Regions from separate parts of the Homo sapiens genome. Here region 2 is linked to region 1. A link is an interaction called in ENCODE POLR2A ChIA-PET data of the cell type or tissue named here. Cell type or tissue: HepG2. All regions are shown on one strand. Links, peaks and the distances in the headings refer to the core of each region. The heading gives the core; the rest is flanking DNA. Region 1 has its middle 110 kb from the start of TRIM24. Region 2 has its middle 28 kb from the start of MIR4468.

Region 1 (15,323 bases), core at 607-8,606:
TTAAACATCAGGTGAAAACACCCAGCCAGGCATGGTGGCTCACGCCTGTAATCCCAGCACTTTGGGAGGCCAAGGCAGGTTGATCACCTGAGGACAGGAGTTCGAGACCAGCCTGGCCAACATGGTGAAACCCTGTCTCTACTAAAACTACAAAAATTAGCCAGGTGTAGTGGCGGGTGCCTGTAGTCCCAGCTACTTGGGAGGCTGAGGCAGAAGAATTGCTTGAACCCAGGAGACAGAGGTTGCAGTGAACCGGGATTGTGCCACTGCACTCCAGCCTGGGTAACAGAGCGAGACTCTGTCTCAAAAAAAAAAAAAAAAAAAAAAAGAAAAGAAAAGAAAAGAAAAAAAGAAAACACCCTTTAAGCTGTTAGGACTTCATTCTTCTGGTATGTGAGACATTTTCTGGGGGTGGCAGTATTAACTAATCAGAAGCTGCAAAACCACATCATGAATGGCTGGGCGCCATGGCTCATGCTTGTAATCCCACAACTTGGGAGGCCGAGGCGGGCGGATCACGAGGTCAGGAGATCGAGACCACGGTGAAACCCCGTCTGTATTAAAAATACAAAAAATTAGCCGGGCATGGTGGCGGGGGCCTGTAGTCCCACCTACGCGGGAGGCTGAGGCAGGAGAACTGCATGAACCTGGGAGGCGGAGCTTGCAGTTAGCCGAGATCGCGCCACTGCACTCCAGCCTGGGCGACAGAGCGAGACTCCGTCTCAAAGAAAAAAAAAACCCATATCATGAATGAGATGCAAAGTAGGGTGTTTCTCGCCCTCCCGCCTGCTCTGGCCAGCCTCTAATGCCTGCGTTTGTACAGAGCTGGCGGATCTCCCACCTTCATTTGTCTTGATTTTTTTTTTCCTTGCAAAAAAAGCAGACACAGGCAGGGAGGCAGGGAGGGGCAAAAAGGTAAACAGGACCACTCCTTGGACTGGTACTGAAGCAGGCGCTGCGTTTGTTTCTTGTGAGGCATCGGTTGATTCTTTTGTTAAAAAAAAAAACCTGGCCGGGCACCCTTGCTCACTCTTGGAATCCTAGCTCTTTGGGAGGCTTAGGTGGGAGGATCACTTGAGCTAAGGAGTTCGAGACCAGCCCGGGCAATATGGTGAAACCCCGTCTCTACAAAAAATACAAAAATTAACTGGACTTGGTGGCGAGCACCTATAGTCTCAGCTCTGAGTGAGGCTGAAGTGGGAGGATGGCTTGAGCCTGGGAGATCGAGGTTGCAGTGAGCTGCGATCACCACAGCCCTTATCCTGGGCAAAAGAGAGACCCTGTCAAAAAAAAAAAAAAAAAAAAGCCCCAGCCAGGGCTAGGCACAGTGGCTCAAGCCTGTAATCCCAGCAATTTGGGAGGCTGAGACTGGAGGATTGCTCAAGCCCAAGATTTCCAGACCAGTCTGGGTGACACAAGAAGACCCCATCTCTCCAAAAATTAGCTGCGCTTGGTGGCATGCACCTGTAGTCCCAGCTGCTCAGGAGGCTAAGGTGGAAGGGTTGCTTGAGCCCAGGAGGTGGAGGCTGAAGTGAGCTAGGATCCTGCCACTGCACTCTAGCCTGAGTGACACAGCAAGACCCTGTCTCTAAAAAAAAAAAAAAAAAAAAGACAAATGACAAAACAAAACAAACTCCTTGAGGGTGAGTTTGAGAATTCGGGTAGGAGTGGGAAGGAAGCACTCCACATGGAAAGTTTGATAAACTGGGCAGTGAAATTTACTTGAAAACTCTTGTATGGAGGCTTCCTCTACTGGCACAGTGGGTTTTCCTCACATTAGTACTTAACAGGGATTGGCAGAAAGCCGTCTGTATTGCCCTTGAAAGTTTCAACAGCTGAGGCCTAGAGACAGGGCCTGATCAGCAATGCTGTCTGCAGCGGACAGTGCTGCTAAGGATCCATTGCACTCTTTTAATTAATTAACTTATTTAATATTTATTTATGTACTTTTTATTAGCAGACCTGTGTAGTATCCAAATCACACTGTCTCTACTTCTGTTGTGGGCACATATAAAAAACAAATGGAGGCCAGGCGCGGTCATCCACGCCTGTAATCCCAGCAATTTGGGAGGCCTAGGTGGGTGGATTACCTAAGGCCAGGAGTTCGAGACCAACTTGGTCAACATGGCAAAACCCCATCTCTACTAAAAATACAAAAATTAGCTGGGCTTGGTGATACATGCCTCTAACCCCAGCTACTTGGGAGGCTGAGGCAGGAGAATCGCTTATATTCAGGGAGGCAGAGGTTGCAGCGAACCGAGATCATGCCACTGCACTCCAGCCTGGGCGACAGAGTGAGACTCCATCTCAAAAGAAAAGAAAATGTTCTAAATATAGATTGTGGATAGTTGTACAGCTTCTTAGATGTATTAAAAACTCTTGTGCTCTTTAGACAGGTGAGTTTAATGATATGTATATTATATCTCAAGTTGTTAAAAATGTAACAAAACCCTTTAAATTATAAAAGAAAAGAAACACACACACATAGATGGGCTTACTTTAAACTTTATAGATCTTCACTTGCATAGGATCTATCCACATTCCTCTGAGGAGTCCTAGCATTCCTCTGAGGAGTCCTAGTAAGGTATTGCATTTTCGTAAAGATCGCAAAAGTAGAATTTTACACCATTATGTTAAGACTATTTTCTCTTTTCACTGTAGCTTCTCATGGTGGTATCATTGAAGTGGTTATAGGCATTTTTGAAATCGGGCAAGAGGGAAGACGAATTGGGGCTATATTTAGGCCTGATTTAATGGAATATATTTACATGTTTTGTAGTTAGTTTGATAAATAATAATGATCTGTGATCCTAATGTCTCAAAATGGAGTTACTCATGTTAGGTGGAATTAACACCACAGTAAAATTGCTCTTCTTTACTTTTTTTTTTGTTTGAAATGGGGTCCCACTCTATTGCCCAGCTAGAGTGCAGTGGTGCAATCATGGCTTTAGCTCAGTATAGCCTTGAACTGCTGGGCTCAAGCCATCCTCCTGCCTCAGCCTCCCCAGTAGCTGGGACTACAAGTGCACGCCTCTGCACCCAGCTATTATTTTGATTTTGTTGTTGTTGTTTTGAGATGGAGTTTACTCTCAGCCTCCCCAGTAGCTGGGACTACAAGTGCACGCCTCTGCACCCAGCTATTATTTTGATTTTGTTGTTGTTGTTTTGAGATGGAGTTTACTCTTGTTGCCCAGGCTGGAATGCAATGGTGCAATCTCGGCTCACTGCAACCTCTGCTTCCTGGGTTCAAGCGATTCTCTTGCCTCAGCCTCCCAAGTTGCTGGGAATTTTTTTTTTTTTTTACTGCTTTTTATACAGTAATTGTATTGTGGGCCTGGCATGGTGGTTCACGCCTGTAATTCCAACACTTTGGAGGCTGAGGAGGGAGGATTGCTTGACTAGCCTGGAAAACATAGTAAGACCTCATCTCTACAAAAAATTAGTTGGGCACGGTGGCACACTTGTAGTCCCAGCTACTCAGGAGGCTGAGGAGGATCGCTTGAGCCTCGGATACCAAGGCTGCAGTGATCTATAATCGCACCACTGCACTCTAGCCTGGGCAACAGAGTGAGACCTTGTCTTAAAAACAAAAACAAAAACAAACTGGCCAGGTGTGGTGGCTCATGCCTGTAATCCCAGCACTTTAAGAGGCTGAGGTGGGTGGATTACTTAAGGTCAGGAGTTTGAGACCAGCCTGACCAACATGGTAAAACCCCATATCTACTAAAAATACAAAAATTAACCAGGCATGGTGGCGTGTGCCTATAGTCCCAGCTACTTGGGAGGCTGAGATGGGAGAATCACTTGAACCTGGGAGGCGGAGGTGACAGTGAGCCGAGATTGTGCCACTGCCCTCCAGTCTGGGCAACAGAGTGAGACTCCATTTCAAGAATCAATCAATCAATCAATAAATGATTAGCTGGGTGTGGTGGTATACACCTGTAGTCCCAGCTACTTGAGAAGCCAAGGTGGGAGGATCACTTTAGCCCAGGATTTGAGATTGCAGTAAGCCATGATCACACCACTGTACACCAGCCTGAGTGACACAGCAAAATCCGTTAGAAAAAAAAAAAAAAAAGCTGGCTAGGTGTGGTGGCTTAGGCCTGTAATCCCAGCACTTTGGGAGGCTGAGGTAGGTGGATCACTTGTGCTCAGGAGTTCAAGACAACCCTGGGCAACATAGTGAGATACCCATCTCTACAAAAAAATACAAAAAAATTAGCTGGGCGTGGTGGCAAGTGCCTGTAGTCCAAACTACTTGGGAGGCTGAGGTGGGAGCATCATTGCACCTGGGAGGTGGAGGTTGCAGTGAGCTATGATCTTGCCACTGTACTCCAGCCTGGGTGATTGTGTCTCAAAGAAAAACTAAAAAGCTAATGCTACCTGTTTTAGGTTTTGGATACAAAGGCACTTCGTTTTTAGGTAACAAAGTTTGTTCTTTGTTATTTTTTGTGTGTAACAATTGAGGACTGCAAGAACTGGCTCACACCTATACTCTTAGCAGTTTGGGAGGCTGAGGTGGGAGGATTGCTTGTTCAGGAGTTCCTGGGAAACATAGCAAGACCCCATCTCTATTAAAAATAAAATAAAAAATAAAAATTAGCCAGGCATGGTGGTGCATGCTTGTAGTTCTAGCTACTTGAGAGGCTGAGATGAGAGGATCACTTGAGCCTAGAATGAGGCTACAGTGAGCCATGGTCATGCCACTGCAATCCAGCCTAAGTGACAGAGCGAGATGCTGCCTCATAATATAAAATAAAATAAAATAAATAAAGCAAAATAGAGCTGTGAAAAAGTCTCCAGAAGAAGAAACACACAATTCAACCTCCACACTAAGAGAGTTAACTAATCTCCAGTAGGGCTTCTAGTGGCCAAAGGCCATGCCCCGGGATAACCCAGCCCCCCTTACATTTCTGCCTGTAAAAACTTAAGGTTGCCAAAAGAATTTACTGTTAGTTGCAGCCAAAACCTGATGATAGACCCCTGACCTCCTTTGTCTTGGACCATTTACCTTTGAAATCTTGCAATTGTAAATCCTTTCTCTGTCTTTTTGAGGTGTATATCTATTTTCTTCAACTGTGGAATATGTTTTTCAAGGACCTGGGAGCCATCCCTTTGAAATATCATTAGGAAAGATAAGGCCCCTGTCTTCCAGTCTCTGTGGAAGCGTAGGAGCCTAACTTTGATAAACACCAGTTGGTGGACAGAGATGGCCTGATCATGTCCCTTAAGGCCCTTCAGTACTTTTCCTTTAGGACACACCTGGTTTGTGTGGGTGAGGGGGAGGGCTTTGCTGCAAGAGGGCTTGCCTGGGTGGGTCTGGCTTGGGATCCTTCCTGAGGTTGCTGTCAGAGAATGGCTGGGGCTGCAACAGCATGGGGCTAGAGCCGCTGGGGCCGGCCCTCCACTCTCTCACTATCTGGCCTCTCCAGGTCTCACCATGCGACTGGGTTGGGCTAGTCCGGGCCTCAGGGTAGTTGCACTACTTATCTAGCAGTTGCAGATTTCAACAGTGAGTATTCTAGTGAGCAGGGCGGAAGCTGCAATGCCTCGTCTGATCTAACCTTGAAAGGCAATGAGTCACAAGTCAGCCTGGAGTAAAGGGGAGGAAAGTAGACCCCATTTCATCATAGGAAGAATGTGAAGGCCACATTGCAGATGAGTACAAAGGATGGGAGATAACGCTGTGACCATCTTTGAGGAATGCCGCTGGCCACAATCATCTACTTGGCCAGCATTCAGATTTAATATGTTATATATTGTCTTTTATAGCCATAAATATTAATACTTCTTTGCCCCTCCATTTTCTTTTGGAATATTAGGCTCTCTCCCTTATTTGTGGGAGTTTACAACATTTTAGGCATTTGTCCAGGGCCTATAAAGCTGGGAGAAATAGGCTGGGTGTGGTGGCTCATGTCTGTAATCCCAGCACTTTGGGAGGCCGAGGTGGGCAGATCACCTGAGGTTAGGAGTTGGAGACCAGCCTGGCCAATATGGTGAAACCCATCTCTACTAAAAAATACAAAAATTAGCCAGGTGTGGTGACGGGCGCCTGTAGTCCCAGCTACTTGGGAGGCTGAGGCAGGAGAATCACTTGAACCCGGGAGGCAGAGGTTGCAGTGAGCCGAGATCGAGCCACTGCACTCCAGCCTGGGCGACAGAGCGAGACTCCATCTCAAAAAAAAAAAAAAAGCTGGGAGAAATAGAGAAATAGGCTATCTATATACACTGATAGAAATCTGTGTCTTTGAGACCTTTCTGACTGAATTCATGCTCTGGGCCACTATGACTGCCAAATTATCTTCATTATTAGATCTAGCATTTAAGCCCAGGGACTTCATATGACTCTTAGCAGTGAATAAAACCAAACAACAATGACAAAAAAAAAAAAAAAAATTCCAGGGACACCAGCCCCTTGAGATTTTTATATTTGCCATTTTAAAAATAATGCCATTAAAAAATAAATTGTTAATAAGATATGAAAATTAAGAACATTAATTTTTCTCTCTTTGAAAATAATTACATAGAGATTAAATTAAGAAAGAGAAGATGGCCGGGTGCAGTGGCCCACGCCTGTAATCTTAGCACTTTGGGAGCCTGAAGCAGGTGGATCACTTGAGGCCAGGAGTTTGAGACCAGCCTGGCCACCTTGGTGAAACCCCATCTTTACTAAAAATAGAAAAATTAGCTGGGTGTTGTGGTGCACACCCATAGCCCCAGCTACTTGGGAGGCTGAGGCAGAAGAATCACTTGAACCCAGGAGGTGGAGGTTGCGGAGAGCCAAGATCATGCCACTGTACTCCAGCCTGGGCAACACAGCGAGACTCTGTTTCAAAAAAATAAAAATTTAAAAATTTAAAAATAACATAAAAAGGAGAAGGTGAAATTAGTAGTGTCAAGTTTGAATTTTGAAAACTCTAATTAAGAATCTCAATAATTTCTTGATAACAGACAATATTCACCCCATAAGTCTATTTAGAGAAACACAATCATGCAAAGGTAGGGTTGTTTTCAAAGATTTTAAAATTCACACCCTCTCCCACTTTTAATTATTCACAGAGTATCAGTAAGAGAGACAAAGAGATCTACCTCCACCCAGGTAAAATCCCAAATCTGAGTCTAAGAGACTTTTGGAGACTCCTAAGTCTTATAGGATTGGCAGATTTGTTTGCCTGTGTATAGCAATAAACCAATACACTGAGACAGTGGGGTTTGCAGCAGAGAAGGAGCTTAGTAATCCCAAGGCCACTGAGTGAGGAGAAAGATGGAATCCTCAAGTCTCAAATCCATCTCTCCAAGGAGTTCTGGGGAAAGGTTTTTAAGTGGATCATGGATGATGAGGGGCTGGAAAATTGGGGTCATTGATTGGTCAGGGTAAGGAGGATGAGATCATTAGGTAGAAACTGCAATCTTCCATGAGTCAGCTCCTTGCTGGGTCCTTCAGAACAGCTGACGTCAGTAGTTTTATCAGTGAGCAGAACCTAAAAGAGAAATTGAAATGGAAAGCTTACTTCACAATGTCTTAGATTTTATCTATAGAACAGAAAATGAACAGAGTCTTGTGACAAGGGCTACGTTATCCTGGGGCAGTAAGCAGCAACAAGCTACAAGGAAGTGGGCAAAAGGGCAAGCTGGCTGAATGATTACTGCTGATTATGCTGCAAGCCTAGTTGAATTTTATTTTTTTTCCCTTAATCAGTTTTATAAAATTTCCTTGGCGATGGTTTCATAGCAGATGAGTATAGCTGGAAGAGTGTTGCCCAGGCTGGAGTGCAGTGGCACGATCTCAGCTCACTGCAACCTCCACCCCCCAGGTTCAAGCCATTTTCCTGCCTCTGCCTTCCGAGTAGCTTGGATTACAGGTGTGAGCCACTGTGCCCAGCTAATTTTTGTATTTTTAGTTAAGATGGGGTTTCACCATGTTGGCCAGGCTGGTCTTGAACTCCTGACCTCAGGTGATGCAACTGCCTCGGCCTCTCTAAGTGCTGGGATTATAAGCCTGTGCCACTGCTCCTGGGCTTGGAAAAGTGTTCTTATGGAATCCTCAGGAAAATCAGTCTGTGAAGCAGTTCCATTTGATCAGAATCAGAATATGGGATGCTTGAGGGTTTTTTTTTCAATCTCCTTGAGTGTGTTTTATGTGTACTGCAATGAATGAAAGCCTAGACTGTCTATTGCAGCTATTGGATGTTCACGTCGATGGAGGTCCTGTCTTTCCCCATCTCCAATCCATCTGTGCAATTCTCTGGACAGAGAGGGTACACTTGACAGAGGGTTTTCACTTGGCACTGTACTCATGTTCTCTTTTGGCACATTTTCAGTCCTACTAGACTTAGGCTTATATTTTTTGGCAAGTGTGTTTTTCTCTAATCATTTTAGTGTTGTCTGTCACAGAGCTGAATTTGTACCATATATAATCTCTATATTTTGACTGACACAGTTTTCTACTCTAATTTTTACACATAACATCCATATGCATAAATAGTCTCTGTACAGTATTTCTGAGAGTATTTCTCAGAGGAAGCGTCACTGTTGAATATTGAAGGTAAAAGCTTCTGAGGCCTTGAGAGAATGAATAAAGTTCCTGAAATAATTTTCTACTACAATTCTCTTAACTCCATCTACAAATATAACTATTGTCAACACTTGGCTCTGTATTTTTCCAGTCATTTATTTCTCAGAAAATATAGACAATTTTTTTTTTTAGATAATTGAGGTTATATTGAATATACTACTTTGTAAGTATCTCTTTCCTATGTTATTACATATGTTTTTATTTTTTTCTCTTAAGAAACTCACGGTTAAGTTCTTTTTTTGTCAATAGCTTATTTATGTCATTTGCCTATGTAAAAATTTTAAAAATGAATTATTGTTGAGTTGCTTTTGCTATTTTTCATTTGACATACTGTTTTCCTAATCTTTTTTGTTGTTGTTGTTGTTCTTTTGAGAAGGAGTTTCACTCTTGTTGCCCAGGCTGGAGTGCAATGGCGTGATCTCAGCTCACTACAACTTCCACCTCCCAAGTTCAAGTGATTCTCCTGTCTCAGCCTCCTGAGTAGCTGGGATTACAGGCATGTGCCACCACACCCGGCTAAGTTTGTATTTTTAGTAGAAACAGGGTTTCCCCATGTTGGCCAGGCTGGTCTTGAACTCCTGACCTCAGGTGATCCACCCGCCTCGACCTCCCAAAGTGCTGGGATTACAGGCGCCAGCCACCAGGCCTGATGCTGTTTTCCTAATCTGTTTAGATTGTTTGTATCCATCAGATTTGCTGTATAACAAATTATCCAAAAACTTAGTGGCTTAAAATAAGGAATATTTGTTATTTCTCAGGACTCTGTGGGTTTGGCTGGGAGGATTTCTGGTCTGGACTGGTTTGGCAGATCTTTAAGGTCAGCTGGCAGATCTCTAAGGTCAGCTTGCAGCTCAGCTGGGGCCATGGTCTAGGGTTGGCTGCACACAAAAGTGAAGGCAGGGGCCAGGCGCAGTGGCTCACGCCTGTAATCCCAGCACTTTGGGAGGCCAAAGCAGGCGGATCACCTGAGGTCAGGAGTTGGAGACCAGCACCGGGTGGATTCAGCTATTTCTAACTTAGCATTTCTCAACATGTATTCAGGACAACATTAAGTATATAACAATTTATGCTGCTTGTAATAAAAGTCAATATATTTTGAAAAGTTGTATGAAACACTCCCCATTTGAAGATTCATGCATCTTATTTAATATCCTATATCAAAGTTTTGAGAAGTCTTGATGTAAATATACCTGCTTAACTCTGATTTAGTGTTTCACAAACTTGTTTTTCAAGTCACACTTAACAGTGTTCTTGAGAATACAATTTAGCACATATGTCCGTAGAAGAATGGCCCTTGGACAAGCAGTATTTCTTCTAAAATTAAGAATCGAGACCAGTCTGGCCAACATGGTGAAGCTTCATCTCTACTAAAAACACAAAAATTAGCCGGGCATGGTGGTGGGCACCTGTAATCTCTGCTACTCGGGAGGCTGGGGCAGGGGAATCACTTGAGCCTGGGTGGCAGAGGTTGCAGTGAGCCAAGATCGTGCCATTGCACTCCTGCCTGGGCAACAGAGCAAGACTCTGTCAAAAAAAAAAAAAAAAAAAAAAAGAATAGAGACTTAATAACAGCATTGCCCATGTAAGGATTGAGATCTCCAGAAATATTAGTCGTCAGAGTTTAGAACACTTAAAAATGAAGAAAAAATGTCTTAATAATCAGTGCACAGCTTGGCAAGAAGTATTTATTTAACAAGACATACCATATCCTTTACAAACAAACCAAGTAAGAATGGAGAGAAATTAGGTATTGTTGATTAAGCAAGGAAACATTTTAAAAGTTTTCCCTCAATTAAGAGAGTTAAACATGTCTGGTTCTTGCTTTCTTCTAACATTTTTTTTTCTCTACGCAGTTGGCAAATAAAAGAATAAAAGTTTTAGAAATGGGCTGGGCTGAACCTAGGAGGCAGAGGTTTGCGGTGAGCCAAGATCACGCCATTGCACTCTAGCCTGGGCAACAAGAGCGAAGCTCCATCTCAAAAAAAAAAAGAGAGAGAGAAAAGAGAAAAAGAAATGGGCCAGGCATGGTGGCTCATGCCTGTAATCTCAGCACTTTGGGAGACTAAGGTGGTAGGATTACTTGAGTCCAGGAATTTGAAACCAGCCTGGGCAATGTAGAAAGAGCCTGTCTCTACAAAAAATAAAAATAATTAGCTGGCCATGGTGGCATGCACCTCAAGTTCCAGCTACTTGCAGGGCTGAGGTGGAAAGATTGCTTAAGCCCAGGAGGCTGAGACTGCAGTGAGCTGTGATCATGCCACTGCACTCCAGCCTGGGTGACAGAACAAGACCCTGTCACACACACACAAGGAAAGCTTTAGAAGTTAGTGAATTAATGTTCTAAAAATGTAGTTCATCCAAGGTAGTTTTCTCTGAGGGAGAAGGGGCGGAAGGGACGGGGTAGCAGGCAATAGATAGCTCTCATGGGATAGGATGTTGATGAAAAAAAGAACAATTTCTATCCAGTGAGGAAGACATTTAAAGATTTATTTTGTGGTAGTGGTGGTAAGGAATTCTTGTTGGCCTTGTGCACTTGTAGTCTGTGTATATTTATTGTTTTCTGAATTTTTCCTTTGGCTCACTCTATTATAGTATTGAGATACATGGCTGCAGTTGCTATATTTGGAGCTATTTATTGCATTAGCAACAGCTATTGACATATTCTTCCAGCCCATGAATGATGTTAAAATATACATCAATTTTTTATTTCACTACTCTATTTAATATCCATTGACTGCAAAGTGTGAGACCCATCAATTTTAGATTATGTGTTTCTCACAGAGTAACAAAATGGTTTATGATGGGAATATCATTATCTGGTAAAGCTATGTAGTCACTGCAGAAGTCTTAAAATACACACACACACACACACACACACACACACACACAAATATTATTGAGACCGGGTCTCTCTGCCGCCCAAGCTGGAGTGCAGTGCCATAATCTCGGCTCACTGCAGCCTCAATCTCCTGGGCTCAAGCAATCCTCCCACTTCAGTCTCTCGAGTAGCTGATATTACAGGCACACACCATCACGCCTGGCTAAGTTTTGTATTTTTTGTAGAGACAAGGTTTCACCATGTTGCCTGGGCTTAAAAGTCTTGTTGTTACAATAGGTGATTCCTTTGGCCATACCTGTGTGTGCGTGTGAAATGACATCACATTACAATAATAAAAAGGTATTGTTTCTCTGAGTCTCTTCTTATTTGCTGATGATTTCCAAATTCTCTCCAACTGTTCAGGAGTTCTCTAGGATGTGCCTAGTGTGTACGCGGGAATGCAATCCTCCCAGCTTCTGTTTCCTCCAGCATGTCCTCAGAGGCACATTCTCTCAGTTCTAATATGGTAGTCTCCACTGGCTGTCTCCTTGCTCTGGCTGCTGCTGTAACATTCCCTGCTGACGCTTCTCAAGTCAAAACATACACTCTTCTGGCTCGTTGCTCAGGTAGAAGTTATGTTCTACATTTCAATATGCTCACAGTACTGAATGGGAGCATCGTCAATTAAAGATGGTCATAATTTCTTTGCTTCTTCTCTCATTGAGAGGTACAGTCTAAGTCCCCCACTCCTTGAATCTGGCTGGCTCTAGTGGCTTACTTGACCAATACAATGTGGCAGAAGTGACATTCTAGGACTTATTAGTCTAGGTCGTAAGTTTGCACCTTTCAATTGGGCATCTTGAAATGCTTGCTTTGGGGTAAGCCAGCTACTGCAGAAGTCCATCTTACCTGTGACCACTATGTTGTGAGGAAGCCCAGGCCAGCCACCTAAGAGGCTGCAAGGAGAGAGAGCTCCTTCCATGCTCTTACTGTTCCATCCACACCAGCATGTTCACCAGATATAAGAGTGAAGGAGTCATCCTGGTCATTCAGTGTTGGGGTGATCAAACCCAGCACCAGGTCGTTGAGGCAACAAAGTCTGGTGGAGTCAAAGGAATGAGAAAAAGTTTGAGAGAGAAAGTGGGACCAGGGGGCCATTGTGAGTGTGGAGGCTGCAAAGCCTCCGAGCTCTGGAAGCCCATGCTATTTATTGGTGCTCAAACAAAGGAACAGGTGGTGAGGATGTGGGGGTTGAAAGGAAACAGTGTATCAAGTGAATGACAAACATATGGCTACTTGAGATAATGGGAGCGCTAGAAGCAAGGAGCCAGCAAGTCTAGCAGACATGCAAGCCCTGCCTCAGCTTCTCTCCCAACACTTAGCTTTTCTCCCAACATGCCCCCCTTCTTTTTTGTAAAAACCACCACAGCTATCATTATTACTAGCATAAGGTGGCCTCTTTTTTAAATCAATTGAGCAAGGCGATTGCAGGCTGTGCAGCCCTTAACTGCCGGTTGGTGAGCCAGCTTCATTTTTCTTAGCCCTTATTCAAAATGGAGTCACTGTGGTTTGAATGCTTCCTACATATCTCCCCTTTCCCTTTTACAAGAGGACCCTTAATCCTAGGGGTTGCAGAAGGATGAAGGTCCGTCTTCTGTAATGGCTGAATAGGGGTGATGATACTCCTGCCTACCTATTAGGGTCTCTTGTAAATTCAGGGTAGAGAGGCGTTCAGTCAGAAAGCATTGGTCCGTTAAGCATCAATAGGTAAAACCCTGGTGCTCCAGCAGTTTCTCAGCATGGCTCATACTGGGGGAACCAGGTCCATGGTTGGGATCCATGGGCCCTTCCAGTCTCCTGTTTCATGGTCGTACACATCTTGAGGGCACCTACATGGTTTGTTCATCACCTGCAAAACACAAGCATACCCTCACCCCCACGTTAGTAAATCTACTGAAACAGAAGCAAAAACTTTTGTGGCTGTACCCAGGAGGCGTGCCATTGCTGAAGCATTTGTAACTCAGCTTCTGCCTCTTTGGTTAATTACTGCAGGGCAAAACTTACCATTGATAATGAGAAGCAGGACTCTTCTAACAGAAGGCACAGAGAAAGCAAATTGAGGCTTAAAAGCAATCCTTAAACCTTCCATTTGCACTGTATAGGTGTGTCCACTAGATGCTGTGGTTCATGATAGATCTTCAGATGTTTGGTGGGCACCCACACAGGCACCTGATTGTCACGTGGAGAGACACAAGCAAATCCTCTTCCCCATAAAATTATCATTCCTTTTTCCCAGCTCTTTGTATGTGCATCCCTCCACCATATATCTTGTCCAGCCTTTTTATTTTCCTTTTATCCTGTCAGGTGTTGTTCAGCTGCAGTCATGGGTTGATCTTCTTGAAAATTTTAAAAATCTAATGTTAATAAAGCTAAATGCAATTGCATATGTGGTGTCTTATATTCCTAGTCCCCTCCCTTTTGCTTTTGTATTTGAGTTTTTAAAGTATGATTAGCTCTTTCCACTATTGCTGGTCCTTGTAAGTTATATGGAATACCCGTAGTGTGGGTAATATTCCACTGTTGAAAAAATGTAGCCATGGCTTTACTACAGTATCCTGGGCCATTATCAGTTTTTATTTTTTCTGGGATTCCCATAGCTGAAAAGCAAGTTAAAAGATGTCTTTTAACATGAGCTGCAGCTTCCCCTGTTTGACATATGGCCCAAATAAAATGTGAACAGGTAGCTACTGAAACATGAACAAAGGACAATTTTCCAAAAGCAGGAATATGTGTTACATCCATCTGCCAGATGGAATTTGGAGATAAACCTCTAGGGTTAACTCCTGTTCCTTAATGTGGCAGATGCAGGACTTGGCAGGCAGAACAGTGTTACACAATTTCTTTAGCTTGTTTCCATGTTAGACCATATCTATTTCTAAGGCCTGCGGCATTAAGATGGGTTAAAGAATGAAATGTGGCCGGGTGTGGTGGCTCATGCCTGTAATCCCAGCACTTTGGGAGGCTGAGGTGGGTGGATCACGAGGTCAGGAGATTGAGACCATCCTGGCTAACAAGGTGAAACCCCGTCTCTACTAAAAATACAAAAAACAAATTAGTTGGGGGTGGTGGTGGGCGCCTGTAGTCCTGGCTACTCCAGAGGCTGAGGCAGGAGAATGGTGTGAACCCAGGAGGTGGAGCTTGCAGTGAGCTGAGATCACGCCACTGCACTCCAGCCTGGGTGACAGAGCGAGACTCTGTCTCAAAAAAAAAAAAAAAGAATGAAATGTTTGTGCATCAGCAAAGACCACAGACACCAATGCATCCACCGTTTGATTAAGTTTAGTTAAAGGGCCAGGGAGGTTAGTATGTGCTCTCATATGAGTGATATAGAAAGGTGAATGCCTTTGTTGTACCGCTTGCTGTAAAGCATGAAATAAAAGATTAAGTTGTTCATCAGTCACATTTCGAATTAAGGCACATTCAATATTTTGCGTGGCTTGATTTTAGACTTAGGATAATGATTATCAAGAAAGCCAACAAAACTGGCCAAATTAACTTGCCATTCTTGGGAATTAATATAGGCTTGTTGAATTTGTTTGGTAATGGAACTGTAATCTGATTTGGATCATATCCCGTTAACTTTGTTGTGCGCAGCCTCACTTATCCTACTGGCACAGCAATTTGATCTAAGTACAGAGTGCGCATTTTGGTTGTATTGTGAGGTAGAAAAAGCCACTCAACCAGATCATCCTGTTAAACTATAACTCCTATAGGCGAATGCTTAGTAGGAAAAACTAAACTGTAATGGCTGTATTGGATTAACCTGTTCTACTTGTGCTTGCTGAATTTTGTCCTCAATTAATTGACATTCCTCCAATGCTTCTTTGGGCAGGGAGCATTTACTGTTAAGGTTAGAATCATCTCATAAGT
Region 2 (15,323 bases), core at 2,486-10,485, 200 kb after region 1:
GCCACTACACACATACAGAATTCACAGAATATGCATGAGATAGAATGAGCTGGCACATATAAAGAAACTTTGCCCTACAAGAGCAAAATCCTGCGATAGGCCAGGATCCTGTTAGGCCTTGAGAAGAGGATGCTGACTGGCAAGAGAAATCACATATGCTGGCGGAAGCAGCCTCAGGTGCAGCTTCGTTCTCCTGGAGAAAGATCTGCTTTGCTTCCTGCACACTTGCCTATTTTTTCTGTTTCTTCATTCCTGAATGCATCCTAGGGACTGTGACCTCCTCTGTCTTATTTTTTATATTTGTTTTGTTTGCTTGGTGATCTCCTGAATACACTCCTAGTTTTGTCCCCCTGACCTAACCACTTGACATTTGGCCCTTGGCTCTTTAATGATTAACTCACCCATGATTACCAAAAATACTATTATTCCTACTACCTGAACCACAGCTGCTCCTCTTCTCACATCTCTATCATTTATTGAGCCTCTACTATGAGGGAGGTACTATGCCAGCTGCTTTGCTCTGATTTTCCCGATTTTTACAGAAACTCTTTGAGGTAGATATTATTCCCATTTTACCAGGGGGAAAGCTGAAGCTCAGAGACAGAGAGGTAAATTCAGTAGCGCAAAAGGTCACATGGTCGATGAATTTTAGAACACATTCAAATCCAAGTTGGCCTGTGTAAAAGACGCCACATTCTTTTTCTTTTTCTTTTTTTTTAAGTTAGTTCCTGCAAGCAGAATTTTGTTTTCTCTTTCTGCCTGCCGGACTTGGTCTGCATAGGTGCTAGCCACATTCTGGCATGAGGTTGCTTCTAGAATCTACCCAAGCTCTGAATGCCATCCCGTTTTAAGATGAAGTGTTTTTAGTCTGAAAATAACCAGAGACCCTGATATAAAATTTGTATTTACAGCTTTTAAATAGAATGGCTCTGTGTGTGTGTGTGTGTGTGTGTGTGTGTATGTATGTTTATATGTATGTATAATTAATGTCAAGTGGAATTTCAATATGTGTAGGATAACTCTTTATAGCATGGTTTCAAATCATTTCATCTGGGGAGATGAGAAAGAAAGAGTGAGTGCCTAGTGTATTTAGGAACTGCAGGTCCTGTGATAACAGAGCAAACGTAACAATATTAAACTGCATTCCAGGGAACACTTTAGAATTTGTTGTATAGGTACAATGTTGCACTCAACTTTTTTCACTTAACATTATACTATATGCATCTTTTCCATGTTTTAATTTTTATAGTTTTTGGGTTTTTTTGTTTGTTTGTTTGTTTTTTGAGATAGGGTCTAACTCCATTGCCCAGGCTGGAGTGCAGTGGCACAATCTCGGTTCATGGCAGCCTCCACCTCCTGGGCTCAAACAATCCTCCCACCCCAGCCTCCCGAGTAGCTGGGACTATAGGTGAGCACTACCACACCTGGCAAATTTTTAGTAGAGATGGGATTTTGCCATGTTGGCCAAGCTGATCTCTAACTCCCGGCCTCAAGTGATCCAGCCACCTCGGTCTCCCAAAGTGCTGGGATTACAGTCATGAACCACTGTGCCTGGCCTTAATCTTTATAGTTATAATTTCTAATTGTAATCATATAATTTCTGTGTTTCACTGCGACGATTTATCATAATTTTTTTTTCTTGAGCATTGAATAGCTTCCTAAGGTGTTATCTGCCTTCCCTCCCAAGAACATTTAAACTAAATGGGCAATAAGATTTTTTAAATGCCAACTTTATCAAGATATAATTCATATGATATACAAATCACCCATTTAAGGTGTACAATTCAATGATTTTTAGTTGCACAGAGTTGTGTGGCCATCATCATTATACATTTTAGAACATTTTAATCGCTTCTCAAACTCATACTAATTAGCAGTCACTCCCTGTTTCCCTGAATCTCTCTACACTAGGCTACCACTAATCTACTTTCTGTCTTTATGGATTTGCCTGTTCTGAATATTTCATGTTAATGGAATCATACAATGTGTAGTCTTTGTGACTGGTGTCTTAGCATAATGTTTTCAAGGTTCATCTATATTGTAGTATGCACCCAACTTTATTCCTTTTTATGGCTAATTAATATTTTATTGTATGACTATACCATATTTTGTTTATCCATTTATCCATCTAGGGACACTTGGGTTGTGTTATGGTCTCTGTGTACCTGTTCTTCCATTCACACACAGGCAGCAAGGCATGTAGCTGTGTTGCTTCTCTGTCTCCTGGTGATAAACCCACACAATATTCCACAAAAATGAACAATTGAAATAGGGACTTGGTCGGTAAAGATGAATGCAGAAAAAAAAAAAACCCAATGAATGATAATGCTAGATGTGAAATTTGAGTCCAACATAAATGGAGTTATAGATGAAATTGTTGACAGAATGTTGAATGCCTGACTACACAGGCAGTCAGGGGCATTTGGTGAAGGTGACTTTATTGACAAATTGAAGAAAAATATTTATAAGAAAAAGGATGAAGATCTTCCAGAGGAAGTGACAGCAGCAAAAAAACTTTGCATTAAAGGAATTCTCAGAGATATTTTATGACATTGAAAGCATGAAGGATAAAATGTTGGTGTCTGATTCAAACTTAGAAAAGAGTATGACAGTTCTTCAAAGCATAGAAAAGATGTTTGTATTGTATCATAAATTATATGAGAAAAAGGCAAAAACTTTTCAGACTACTCTTGATATATTTTTTACAAGGAAATAAAGCAGTTTAATTTTCAATGTTTCTAAAATTTTATAGTATGCTGATTAAATATTAGTTGTACTTTTTTCCCATTTCACTATACATTTATAATCAAGAAAAAGAAAGTTTTTAATGTTTCAACAAAAATTTAAACATCACAGACAGTTGTAACTTTCCCCATTGATTATTATGACTGTTTTGCATGGTTTTAGCTTGCAGCCTTTTTTTTTGCAGTCCCACACTATCATGCAAAGGGATGATTGCCTGTAGTTTATATAATGTTGCTTATTGGTATAAATTTATGTACATTTATCTTATTTAACATAATTTAATTTTTAAATTTTTTTTGTGTGTGTGTAGAGGTGGGGTCTCACTATGTTGCCAGAGCTGGTCTCAAACTCTTGACCTCAAGAGATCCTCCTGCCTTGGCCTCCCAAAGTGCTGGGATTACAAGCATGAGCCACTGTGCCTAGTCAATTTAAAATTATTAACCCTTTTCTTATCAAATTTTTTGTTTGTTTGTTTTTGAGACGGAGTCTTGCTCTGTCGCCGAGGCTGGAGTGCAGTGGCGCAGTCTCGGCTCACTGCAAGCTCCGCCTCCCAGGTTCACGCCATTCTCCTGCCTCAGCCTCCTGAGTAGCTGGGACTACAGGCGCCTGCCACCACGCGCAGCTAATTTTTTGTATTTTTAGTAGAGACGGGGTTTCACTGTGTTAGCCAAGATGGTCTCGATCTCCTGACCTCGTGATCCGCCCGCCTCGGCCTCCCAAAGTGCTGGGATTACAGGCGTGAGCCACCGCGCCCGGCCTTTCTTATCAAATTTTAAGCTCCTATGTTGTGCCTGGCCCATAGAACCTGCTTAATTTTATATATATATCATTTTTCCCCTGAATACCTCCTTTCATTATGTTTATATTTGGTTTTTTTTTTTTTTTTTTTTTTTTGAGACGGAGTCTCGCTCTGTCGCCCAGGCTGGAGTGCAGTGGCGGGATCTCGGCTCACTGCAAGCTCCGCCTCCCGGGTTCACGCCATTCTCCTGCCTCAGCCTCCCAAGTAGCTGGGACTACAGGCGCCCGCCACTACGCCCGGCTAATTTTTTGTATTTTTAGTAGAGACGGGGTTTCACCGTTTTAGCCGGGATGGTCTCGATCTCCTGACCTCGTGATCTGCCATATTTGTTTATATTTGCTTCTGGATACAGCCTTGACCTTATACATCAGTAAAGTAAATTTTTAACATTTTTCCAATTTTTAAACAATACTGTAAACATTCTGCTCACTGTGTGTGTGTAAAATAAAATAAGAATAGTTTGAATCTAAATTTCCTTTTTTTTCCCCTGATACTCTGGTCAACTAAAGAAAAATCAGACTTTTAAAGAATTAAAGTTACAGTTTTATTTAGAGTTACTGAGCATTGCAATGTGGGAGAGTCTTTCAGAGTTTCAGTTAGACTGCTCAAAGCTGTATTTCAGTCCACAGTTTATATAGCAAGTGGTAGAGGTTCTGCATGTGCTCATGAGTGAAGTCAAATGTGCTCAGAAGTTACATTAGGGCAACATCTCAGCAAAGTTTGGGTGCAAGAGTACATCTGGTTATAGATGACAGAGGCAGAATCATTAATCCTGTCAGATGTTATCTTATGAACAGGCAAGTGCCAGGATTATTGAACTTATCTTTTCTCAAAATGCAGTGATTCAGGCAAGAGACGTGGGAACCTATGCTCTGTCCTGCTTATTGTCTCCAAGGTATTCTTCTGGAGGGCTGCACATAGTCACGGAGTCAGGGGTTTATGAAATGTTGCAGACACGCAGGATGAGCAAACATGGGCTGACCACATGACAAGGGCTGACTATGTGGCTGGCCAGAGGCAGACATTTCCTTGATTAGTTCTAATTGTTTGGCCTTTGGTTTTTAAATTTAGACCTTTAATTCATCTGAAAATATTTTTGCATCTGCCGTACAATATAGTCATAACTTTATTTTTTATTTTATTTTATTTATTTTGAGACAGAGTCTTGCTCTGTTGCCCAGGCTGGAGTGCAGTGGCGTGATCTGGGCTCACTGCAACCTTCACCTCCCAGGTTCAAGCCATCCATGCCTAAGCCTCCCGAGTAGCTGGGATATAGGTGCGCACCACCAAGCCAGGCTATTTTTTTTTGTATTTTTAGTAGAGACAGGGTTTCACCATGTTGCCAAGGCTGGTCTCAAACTCCTGGCCTCAGGTGATCCACCCGCCATGGCCTCCTAAAGTGCTGGGATTACAGGTGGGAGCCACTGCACCCAGCCTACTTTATATATTTTTTTAAATGGCGATCCAGTTGTCCCAATGCCATTTTCATTCAAGGGGCCATCCTTTCCTCACTGACTGTAAGTGCCCCAATTATCATACATTTCTTTCCCATTTGTACATGGGTCTATTTCCAACTCTGGAAGGACTCTGGAAGGAAAACAATGACCAATCACCTATCACTGTCTGATAATTGAAAATTCAAGATACTGAGATTTAAAAAAAGAAACTATTATATATAAAAAGGCAATTTAGAATGACCTCTAGCTACAAGGTGAATAGTAAAAGATCAATAGCTTTTCTTTATAATGACATCCCCGTTAGAAATAGAAATTTAAAAAATTTACAGCAGCAACAAATCTATAAATTACCCAAAGCTAAATTAAGCAAGAAAGGCAGAACACTTATGTGAGGAAAACTGTGCAATTTTACTGAAGGACATAAAACAAGAGCTGAACACAGATACATACCATGTTTCTAGATGGAAAGATTTACTATGAAAAAGCTGTTCACGTTTCTCAAAATAATGTATTAATTCTATGCAATTCCAAAGAGAATCCCCATGCAGCATTTGGGAGGGGATCTTGAAAAGTTTCCATTTTCGTCTTAAGGGATAAAAAGTGGTAATTATACCAACAATGTTTTGAAAAAGAATAATAGTGAGGGAGGACCTAATAGATACTAAACTATATTCTAAAGCAACACTAATTAGTATTTTTGGTAGGGGAATGTGTCAAATATATCAGAGGAATCAAAATAACCCAGAAATAGACCTATGTACAAATGGGAGTGAAATGTATGATAAATGGGCCATTTACAATCAGTGAGGAAAGGATGGCCCCTTGAGTAAAAATGGTATTGGGGCCGGGCACGTGGCTCATGCCTGTGATCCCAGCACTTCGGGAGGGTGAGGTGGGTGGATCACCTGAGGTCAGGAGTTTGAGACCAGCCTGGCCAACATGGCGAAACCCTGTCTCTACTGAAAATACAAAAATTAGCTGGGCATGGTGGCGCGTGCCTGTAATCCCAGCTACTTGGGAGGCTGAGACAGGAGAATCGCTTGAACCCGGGAGGTGGAGGGTGCAGTGAGGTGAGATCACGCCACTGCACTCCAGCCTGGGCAACAAGAGCGAAATTCTGTCTCAAAAGAAAAAAAAATGGCATTGGGACAGCTGGATCTCTATTTAAAAAATATAGTTATGACTATATTGCATAGCAGATGCAAAAATATTTTCAGATGAATTAAGGGTCTAAATTTAAAAACAAAAAGCCAAACAATTAGAACTAATCAGAAAAAATAGAGGCCATATATATATAATTTTAGAATAGCATAGAAAAGCCAGAATGTCTAAAAAAAGCCTCTAACAGATCTGACTAGATAATATTTTATTATGTATATATATTTCTTGGTTGGACTTCATGTACAGAGGGCTGAGTTAATCATATGCTTTAGTTTATGTCACATTATTATTATTATTTTGGTACTTTTGGCATTTTAATTTTATTTTTAGAGACAGTGTCTCACCCCATTACCCAGGCTGGAGTGCAGTGGTGCGATCATATCTCACTGCAGCCTTGAACACCTGGACTCAAGGGATCCTCCTACCTCAGCCTCCTGAGTAGCTGGGACTACAGGTGTGTGCCAGCACACCCAGCTAACTTAAAAAAAAATTTTGTTGTTGAGGTTTCACTACATTTTCCTAGCTGGTCTTGAGTTCCTGGCCTCAAGTGATCCTCCTGCCTCAGCCTCCCAAAAGTGCTGGGATTACAAGTGGGATTACTTTTGGGTTAAGTAAATATTTTTGTGATCCCATGTATCTCCACTATTGATTTATTAGCTATACTTGTTTTTTGAAAAAAATGACTGTGGTTAGGTACAATGACTCACGCCTGTAATCTCAGTTCTTTGGGAGCCAAAGCAGGAAGATTGTTTGAGCCCAGGAGTTTGAGACCAGCCTGGGAAACATAGTAAGACCTCTTGTCTACCAAAAAAAAAAAATTAGTTAGGTGTGGTGGAACGTGCCTCAGGAGATGAGGTGGGAGGATTGTTTGAGCCCAGAGGTCAAGGCTATAGTGAGTTGTGATCATTCCACTGCACTAAAAGATTGTTCCAGAGTTTCCCCTGTGCATATTTAACTTAAAACAGGCTATCATCAAACAACTTCACATTCATTGTTAAAAATCTTATTGCAATATACTTCTACTTCTCCATTTGGAAAGCTAGTTGGCAGCTAGTAGAGGGGTCAGCCTGGACATTTTGTCCTTGAGAAGGCTGACCTGTAGTCAGAATTTCATAAGTTTGTGGCTTTTCCAGATGGCTTTGGGAATTTTACTCGTGGTGTGCATGCCATGTGGTCTCTAGTATAACGTCTGTCAGGTCCTTCTGTGAGCATCTCTTCCTCAGCTGGGCCAGGGCTGTGCTACTTTCCTCATAGGAATTTCTCAATTCCTCCATTTTGGTCAAACAAGCTCCAAGTGGAACAGGTTTGGCCATGAGGAGTCAGTCTCTTCCTTTTTTTTTTTTTTTTTTTTTTTTGAGACAGAGTCTCACTCTGTCTCCCAGGCTGGAGTGCAGCGGCATGATCTTGGCTCACTGCAAGCTCCATCTCCCAGGTTCAAGCAGTTCTCCTACCTCAGCCTCCTGAGTAACTGGGACTACAGGCGCCTGCCACCACGCCTGGCTAATTTTTGTATTCTTAGTAGAGACGGGGTTTCGCCATGTTGGCCAGGCTGGTCTCAAACTCCTGACCTCAAGTGATCTGCCCGCCTTGGCCTCCCAAAGTGCTGACATTACAGGTGTGAGCCACTGCACCCGGCCTAGTCTCTTCTTGACACAGCCTTGACACAGTTTCATCAATTGTCAATTTTATCAATTGTCAATGGTGTGTGTAGCAACATGTTAGCACCTGGCTCTTAGGCAATGGAGGAGGGAGCAAATATTATGAGAAACATTGGGAATTTATGGCTTATCAAAGAGAGTAGTTTCCCCAAGTTTAGTTCAATAAGCTGCTGTGTGTGTGTGTGTCTGTGTGTGTGTGTCTTAATTGAGTATTTTAACTGTTATTTGGTTGATCAGAGGTAAATTATGGGTCATACATTCTGGTTTTGAAACATCTTGCCACAGTAGAATCTTTCTTAGAAACCAGTGAAATTCAGCATCTTAGCTCCCTTTTGACAACCTTTGACATCAGGCTTTATTTTAAATACTTCAAAAGTCTAGAAAACAAATTCAACAGTTGGGAATGGATAGTGGTTCAGATGCCAGAAGGATTAGCATGAAAGGAAAAATGGAAAAAAAAAGAAGATGCAATAAATAGTAAGACCTGAGTTCAAGTGTAAATCCCTTACCCTGATCATAAATCTTGATTCAAAGACCTTGGCAGGACTTTGTCTACACTGGATGTCATCTTGAGTCACACGATCTTAAATCACAGAATTCACAGATGTTGTCTGCATTGGCAGTGGTCTGTTTCTGGGGCTTTTAAGTGGGTTCCAGGGTCAGATTTCCAGCAAGTTTGTATGTGAAAGTTACATAACTTTTTTCTTTTTATCATTTTCTTCCAGACTAACCTCTTGGTAGATACGAGGTTGTAGAATCTTAAGTTCTTCTCCTCTTCCTCCTCCCCGCCTTCCTCTTCCTCCTCCTTCTCTTCTTCTTATAAAATATATATAACATGAAATTTATTGTTTTTTTTGTTTTGTTTTGAGACAAAGTCTTGCTCTGTCGCCAGGCTGGAGTGTAGTGATGTGATCTCAGCTCACCGCAACCTCCACCTCCCAGATTCAAGCGATTTTCCTGCCTCAGCCTCCTGAGTAGCTGGGACTATAGACATGCGCCACGATGCCCAGCTAATTTTTGTATTTTTAGCAGAGACGGGGTTTCACCATGTTGGCCAGGATGGTCTTGATCTCTTCACCTTGTGATCTGCCCGCCTCAGCCTCCCAAAGTGCTGGGATTACAGGCGTGAGCCACCACACCTGGCCGAAATTTATTGTTTTAACCTTTTTTCAGCATAAGTTCAGTGGCATTAAGTACATTCACATTGTTGTGCAACCATATCACCATTCATTTCTAGAACATTTTCATCTTCCCCAACTGAAACATCATACCCATTGAACAATAACTCTCATTCCTTCTTCCCTCCAGTCCTTGGCAACCAACATTTTACTTCCTGTTTCTACGAATTTGACTGCCCTAGGAACCTCCAATCAGTAGAATCCTATAGTGTTTGCCTTTTTGGGACTGGTTTATTTCACTTATTGTACTGTCTTCAAGGTTCATCCAGATTGAAGTCTTCTCACATATAATTAAGTATATATGAGTTAAATAATATGATAACCAATGAGGTCAGAATGTACAAGGCAGAATCTTTCAGTACAAGTCTTAAGCAAAATCTTCAGGGAATTTTAGTAACAATTTCATATAGGGAGGGTTTATAGAGATAGGGTAAAGCTCTCCTTATCATTCAGGCTCGTGGTAACACTTTCAGCCAAGGAAAAGTAAGCTCCTTTAAAAGCTGGCAGTATTGACTTTAAAATATCATTAGCTTACCTTTTTCGTAGAGCTTTAAGGATAATGTGGACAAAATGTTTCAAATTAATGTGAATACTTTGCATACATTAAAAAAATTTTTGCTGGTAAAGTGAGCTTTCATTATTATTGATGATTGAAGATATTTCCAGACAGGAAAATAAAATCTGTATGTCTTTGTATCAGCCTGTTAGTCTTTGGCAAGGGGTTGTTTCAATTTGGCCAGAGTATTTTTTAAAATAAATAATTATTAAGGATGGGAGTGGTGACTCATGCCTGTAATCCCAGCACTTTCGGAGACGGAGGTGGGAAGATCTCTTGAGGACAGGAGTTTGAGACCAGCCTGGCCAACATGGCAAAATCCCATCTCTACTAAAAATACAAAAATTAGCCAGGTGTAGGAGCACACACCTGTAGTCCCAGCTACTTGGAAGGCTGAGGCAGGAGAATCGCTTGAACCTGGGAGGTGGAGGTTGCAGTGAGCCGAGACAGTGCTACTGCACTCCAGCCTGGGTGACAGAGTGAGAGTCTGTCTAAAAGAAACAACAACAACAAAACACCAACAGTTAATACATATTGAGTGCTTACACGCATTGTCTCAGTCCTCTCAAGAGCCTTATGAAGTATTAGACACTGCACCTGGCCTATTCTGTAATTTTTGTAAAAATATGAGACAAATATAAATTAAAATGATGTTTAGTGACCAGTGTTTTATATCTTTATCTTAAAAATTTTCCAGGGGCCGGGGGCAGTGGCTCGTGCCTGTAATCCCAGCACTTTGGGAGGCCAAGGGGGATGGATCGCTTGAGGCCAAGAGTTCAAGACCAGCCTGGCCAACATGGCAAAAACCCATTTCTACTAAAATACAAAAATTAGCTGGGTGTGGTGGTGCGGGTCTATAGTCCTGGCTACTCGGGAGGCTGAGGCAGGAGAATCGCTTGAACCCAGGAGGCAGAGGTTGCAGTGAGCTGAGATCATGCCACTGCACTCCAGTCTGGGCAACAGCGAGACTCTGTATGAAAAAAAAAATTCAGGTATATGAAGATACTTCACAGTTAATTTAATATCAGCTTAAGGTCTAAAAACTAAGGACTTGGAAATTACAATCTATGCTGACACATTAAATCTGTATGATTTAAAGCCTTGTAATAATCCCTTTGATAAAGAATTATGTATTATAATTTAGTTTGACACATAATTTTAATATTTTATAATCTCATCTGAATTAGCTTATTTGACGAGTAAAATCAGTAGAGGAAATTCATAAAACTCAAATTAATTAGGCTTTATATTAGAAAATAAACCCAAGACTTGTTAAAATAAGAAATTATGGTAAATAATTTTATACTGGTAAAATCTGAGAAAAGACAGCTATTTCTAAGCTAAAAGTATTAAGCCAGTTTAATTGAATAACGAATCCTCGATTAGGATTATTATATAAAACTTTTCCCATTATAACTATATATTAGTTATGATAATTTTTAAGTTGTTTAGACAATTTGGCTCATGCCTGTAGTCCCAGCATTTTGGGAGGCTGAGGCAGGAGAATTTCTTGAGGCCAGGAGTTTGAGGCCAGCCTGGGCAACATAGTGACATCTCTATTAAAAAAATTGTTGCTGTTATCGCATTTCCTAGTAATCAAGGCCATTGGTTAAACTTACAGGTAACTTCTTAAAAACATTTTTTTCTGTTACCACCTTAGCAAGATTTTTTTTTTCTGAGATACCTTTAAAGTACAAAAAGAAAGAAAAAAACTCTAGAAATCTTTGAGTTCCTCTTCATATTTATATTAACATTTGATATATTAACACCATGTCTATTGGATAATTGGAATAATAACTTGCTTCATTAAATTTAAAAAAATCTTACAATCTGGTTTATTAATTTTCATAGAGGTAGATAAGGTATATATGTTTGCTTAAAAAACTATAAAATGGAACATTTTACCAACTCTTGTGCAAGCTGGAATTGCAATGGCTATGAAGCAGAGACTAACGTGGAAGCAGAGGTGTCAGGATCTATGAGGAATATCGATCAGTTAAAGTAGGGGTCCCCAGCCCTGGGGCCACGGACCGGTATTGGTTAGGAACTGGGCTGCACAGGAGTGAAGCGTCATCTGTATTTACAGTTGTTCCCTATGGCTCCCACTACCGCCTGAACTCCGCCTCTTGTCAGATCAGCAGTAGCATTAGATTCTCATAGGAGCACGAACCCTGTTGTGAACTGCACATTCAAGAGATCTCTGTTGCATGCTCCTTATGAGAATCTAATGCCTGAGGATCTGTCACTGCCTCCCATTGTGTCGGGAGTTGGTGGGTTCTTGGTCTCACTGACTTCAAGAATGAAGCCGCGGACCCTCGCGGTGAGTGTTACAGTTCTTAAAGGCAGTGTATCCGGAGTTTGTTCCTTTTGATGTTCGGATGTGTTCGGAGTTTATTCCTTCTGGTGGGTTCGTGGTTTCGCTGGCTCAGGAGTGAAGCTGCCGACCTTCGTGGTGAGTGTTACACCTCTTAAGGCGGCGCATCTGGAGTTGTTTGTTCCTCCCGGTGGGTTTGTGGTCTCGCTGGCTTCAGGAGTGAAGCTGCAGATCTTCGCGGTGAGTGTTACAGCTCATAAAGGCAGTGTGGACCCAAAGAGTGAGCAGCAGCAAGATTTATTGCAAAGAGCGAAAGAACAAAGTTTCCACAGTGTGGAAGGGGACCCGAGCCGGTTGCCACTCCTGGCTCCGGCAGCCTGCTTTTATTCTCTTATCTGGCCCTATCCACACCCTGCTGATTGGTAGAGCCGAGTGGTCTGTTTTGACAGGGCGCTGGTTGGTGTGTTTACAATCCCTGAGCTAGACACAAAGGTTCTCCACGTCCCCACCAGATTAGCTAGATACAGAGTGTTGAATGGTGCATTCACAAACCCTGAGCTAGACACAGGGTGCTGATTGGTGTGTTTACAAACCTTGAGCTAGATACAGAGTGCCAATTGGTGTATTTACAATCCCTGAGCTAGACATAAAGGTTCTCCAAGTCCCCACCAGAGTAGCCAGATACAGAGTGTGGATTGGTGCATTCACAAACCCTGAGCTAGACACAGGGTGCTGATTGGTGTGTTTACAATCCCTTAGCTAGACATGAAGGTTCTCCAAGTTCCCATTATATTCAGGAGCCCAGCTGGCTTCACCCAGTGGATCTCGCACTGGGGCTGCAGGTGGAGCTGCCTGCCAGTCCCGTGCTGTGCGCCCACACTCCTCAGCCCTTGGGTGGTCGATGGCACTGGGCACCGTGGAGCAGGGGGTGGCGCTCGCCGGGGAGGCTCAGGCAGCACAGGAGCCCACAGAGTTGGGGGGAGGCTCAGGCAGGGCGGGCTGCAGGTCCCGAGCCCTGCCCCGCGGGAAGGCAGCTAAGGCCCAGCGAGAAATTGAGCACAGCAGCTGCTGGCCCAGGTGCTAAGCCCCTCACTGCCCGGGGCTGGTGGGGCCAGCTGGCCGCTCCGAGTGAGGGGTCCGCCCAGCCCACGCCCACCCGGAACTCGCGCTGGCCCGCAAGCACCGCGCGCAGCCCCAGTTCCCGCCCGCGCCTCTCCCTCCACACCTCCCAGCAAGCTGAGGGAGCCGGCTCCGGCCTTGGCCAGCCCGGAAAGGGGCTCCCACAGTGCAGCGGCGGGCTGAAGGGCCTCCTCGAGTGCCACCGAAGTGGGAGCCCAGGCAGAGGAGGCGCCTAGAGCGAGCAAGGGCTGTGAGGACTGCCAGCACGCTGTCACCTCTCACCATCACCCCCCCCCGGATGAAACTGTCTAGTTGCAGGAACACAAGCTCAGGGCTCCCACTGATTCTACATTATGGTGAGTTGTGTAATTATTTAATTATATAGTACAATGTAATAATAGAGATAAAGTGCACAATCAATGTAATGTGCTTGAATCATCCCGAAACCATCCTCCACGCCCCCCTCCACCAGCCCCCGCTTCACCCCCGTGCATGGAAACATTGTCTTCTAATAAACCAGTCCCTGGTGCCAAAAAGGTTGCGGACCACTGAATTAAAGAAACAAAGATGGCCGGCGCGGTGGCTCACACCTGTAATGCCAGCACTTCGGAAGACTGACGCGGGCGGATTCACCTGAGTTCAAGACCAGCCTGGCCAACATGGCGAAACCTCGTCTCTACTAAAAATACAAAAATTAGCTGGGCCTGGTGGTGGGCGCCTGTAATTCCAGCTACTCGGGAGGCTGAGGCAGGACAATCGCTTGAACCCGGAAGGCAGAGATTGCAAGGAGCCGAGATCTCGCCACTGCACTCCAGCCTGGGAGACAGACTGAGACTCTATCTCCAAAAAAATAAAAAGAAAAAAAGACATAATTATGAACCACTAGGACCCTTGGGGGAATCATTATTAAAATCTAAGTAATTTTATTATTTCCTTCCAAATATAGCAGCATAATCTCTGTTTCTCTCTGTTTTTCAATTTCCATGTCTCTTATAATAAGACAGTCTCCTGTGTTTACTCCCTTGGGTAGGGCAACACTAAAAGAAAACGGCCCAGATGATTGCAATGTGAATAATGGTATGCTCTGTTGCTGGGGTAGCTACTGCTATGCTACTGCTTAGCTATGTTACAGCTCCGCAGCTGTTACCCCATTAGGTAACAGAAAGACTCAAACCTCATGAGACACTGGAAGGAGATGAGGAATTGCCTCATTACAGCCTCCTTGACAGATAGAAAAGTGAGTGAGAATGGCCCCAAGCATCTCCTCAAAAGCCTCCCATGTGCTCAAGGTTCAGAAGGATGCAGGATGTTTGGCCGAGGCTCAGATTAGCTGCAGTTCAAACTTGGCTCATGTGGTCTATGGATATATGCAAGGTCACCATGAGCCAACAAGGGGCCATTATTTTACATTACGTAAAATCTGTCTTCAGGAGCTTACTCCAAAGGATGTATGTGTGAGGCATTCCAAAGGTGTCTAACACCAGTCTCCAGTTCAAAGAGCATAGAAATAGAGGTGGAAATTGATGGTGCTAATTATCAGGTACAGCTTTGACTGATGACACCTGTGCATAAGGGTCATCCGTTCATGCCACACATCTGTGAAGAATGATCCTAGAATTTTTTGGTTGTGATCAGTGATTTTTTTTTGAAATGGAGTCTTGCTTTGTTGCCCAGGCTGGGGTACAGTGGTGTGTTCTTGGCTCACTGCAACCTCTGCCTCCCAGGTTCAAGTGATTCTCCTGCCTCAGCCTCCCAAGTAGCTAGGATTACGGGCATGCACCACCACACCTGGCTAATTTTTGTATTTTTAGTAGAGACGGGGTTTCACCATGTTGGCCAGGCTGGTCTTGAACTCCTGACCTCAGGTGATCCACACCCCCATCCACCTCCCAGAGTGCTGGGATTACAGGCATGAGCCACTGCGCCTGGCCATGATCAGTGTATTTGGAGCCTTGTTATTTTCTGTTCTGCCTTTTGAACTCTTAGTTGCCCAAGGCCATTTTGGACAAAACTCTGTTGTGATCTTCTTTGCAGTTGGCTGGTGTAATCTATGTGCTGCAATTGTTTCTCAGCTTTCCACAGTTGACTCTGGTGTTTAACATTTCCTTTCAGAGTCTCCTTTCCCAGAAGGCAGGTGGACTTAGCAAGAGGAGATAACTAGTTTTAGGGTTTCCAGGACAATTGTTGGGCTGTTCATGTCATTGGCTTCTTTGCCTTCCTCAGGGAGATGTTAGGAGGTAATATTTATACATAACACAATCATAGTGTATCTGACCTTACATAACCCAAGAGATCCTTTTAATACTGATATGCCTTCCTGTTTCCTCCTTCCATTG

Evidence for each region. ChIA-PET counts read pairs that join two places held together with the same protein. Peaks named below come from ENCODE experiments on the same cell type or tissue, not always from the same donor. Only the 100,000 strongest peaks of a DNase experiment are listed, where the experiment ranks them.
Region 2: POLR2A ChIA-PET joins it to region 1 with 12 read pairs; 5 of 35 experiments call an interaction of 5 or more read pairs at or near these places.

What each region holds. Positions count from the first base shown.
Region 1 is chr7:138,342,983-138,358,305 of GRCh38, reverse strand. No RefSeq gene overlaps it. Among named protein-coding and RNA genes, the nearest start is that of TRIM24, 110 kb to the left of the region's middle. RefSeq lists a cis regulatory region at 4,851-5,814. In HepG2, for the core only: no CTCF peak of the experiment used is centred there; a DNase peak (open chromatin) is centred at 5,545; H3K4me3 peaks cover 628 bases.
Region 2 is chr7:138,143,927-138,159,249 of GRCh38, reverse strand. No RefSeq gene overlaps it. Among named protein-coding and RNA genes, the nearest start is that of MIR4468, 28 kb to the right of the region's middle. In HepG2, for the core only: no CTCF peak of the experiment used is centred there; a DNase peak (open chromatin) is centred at 6,999.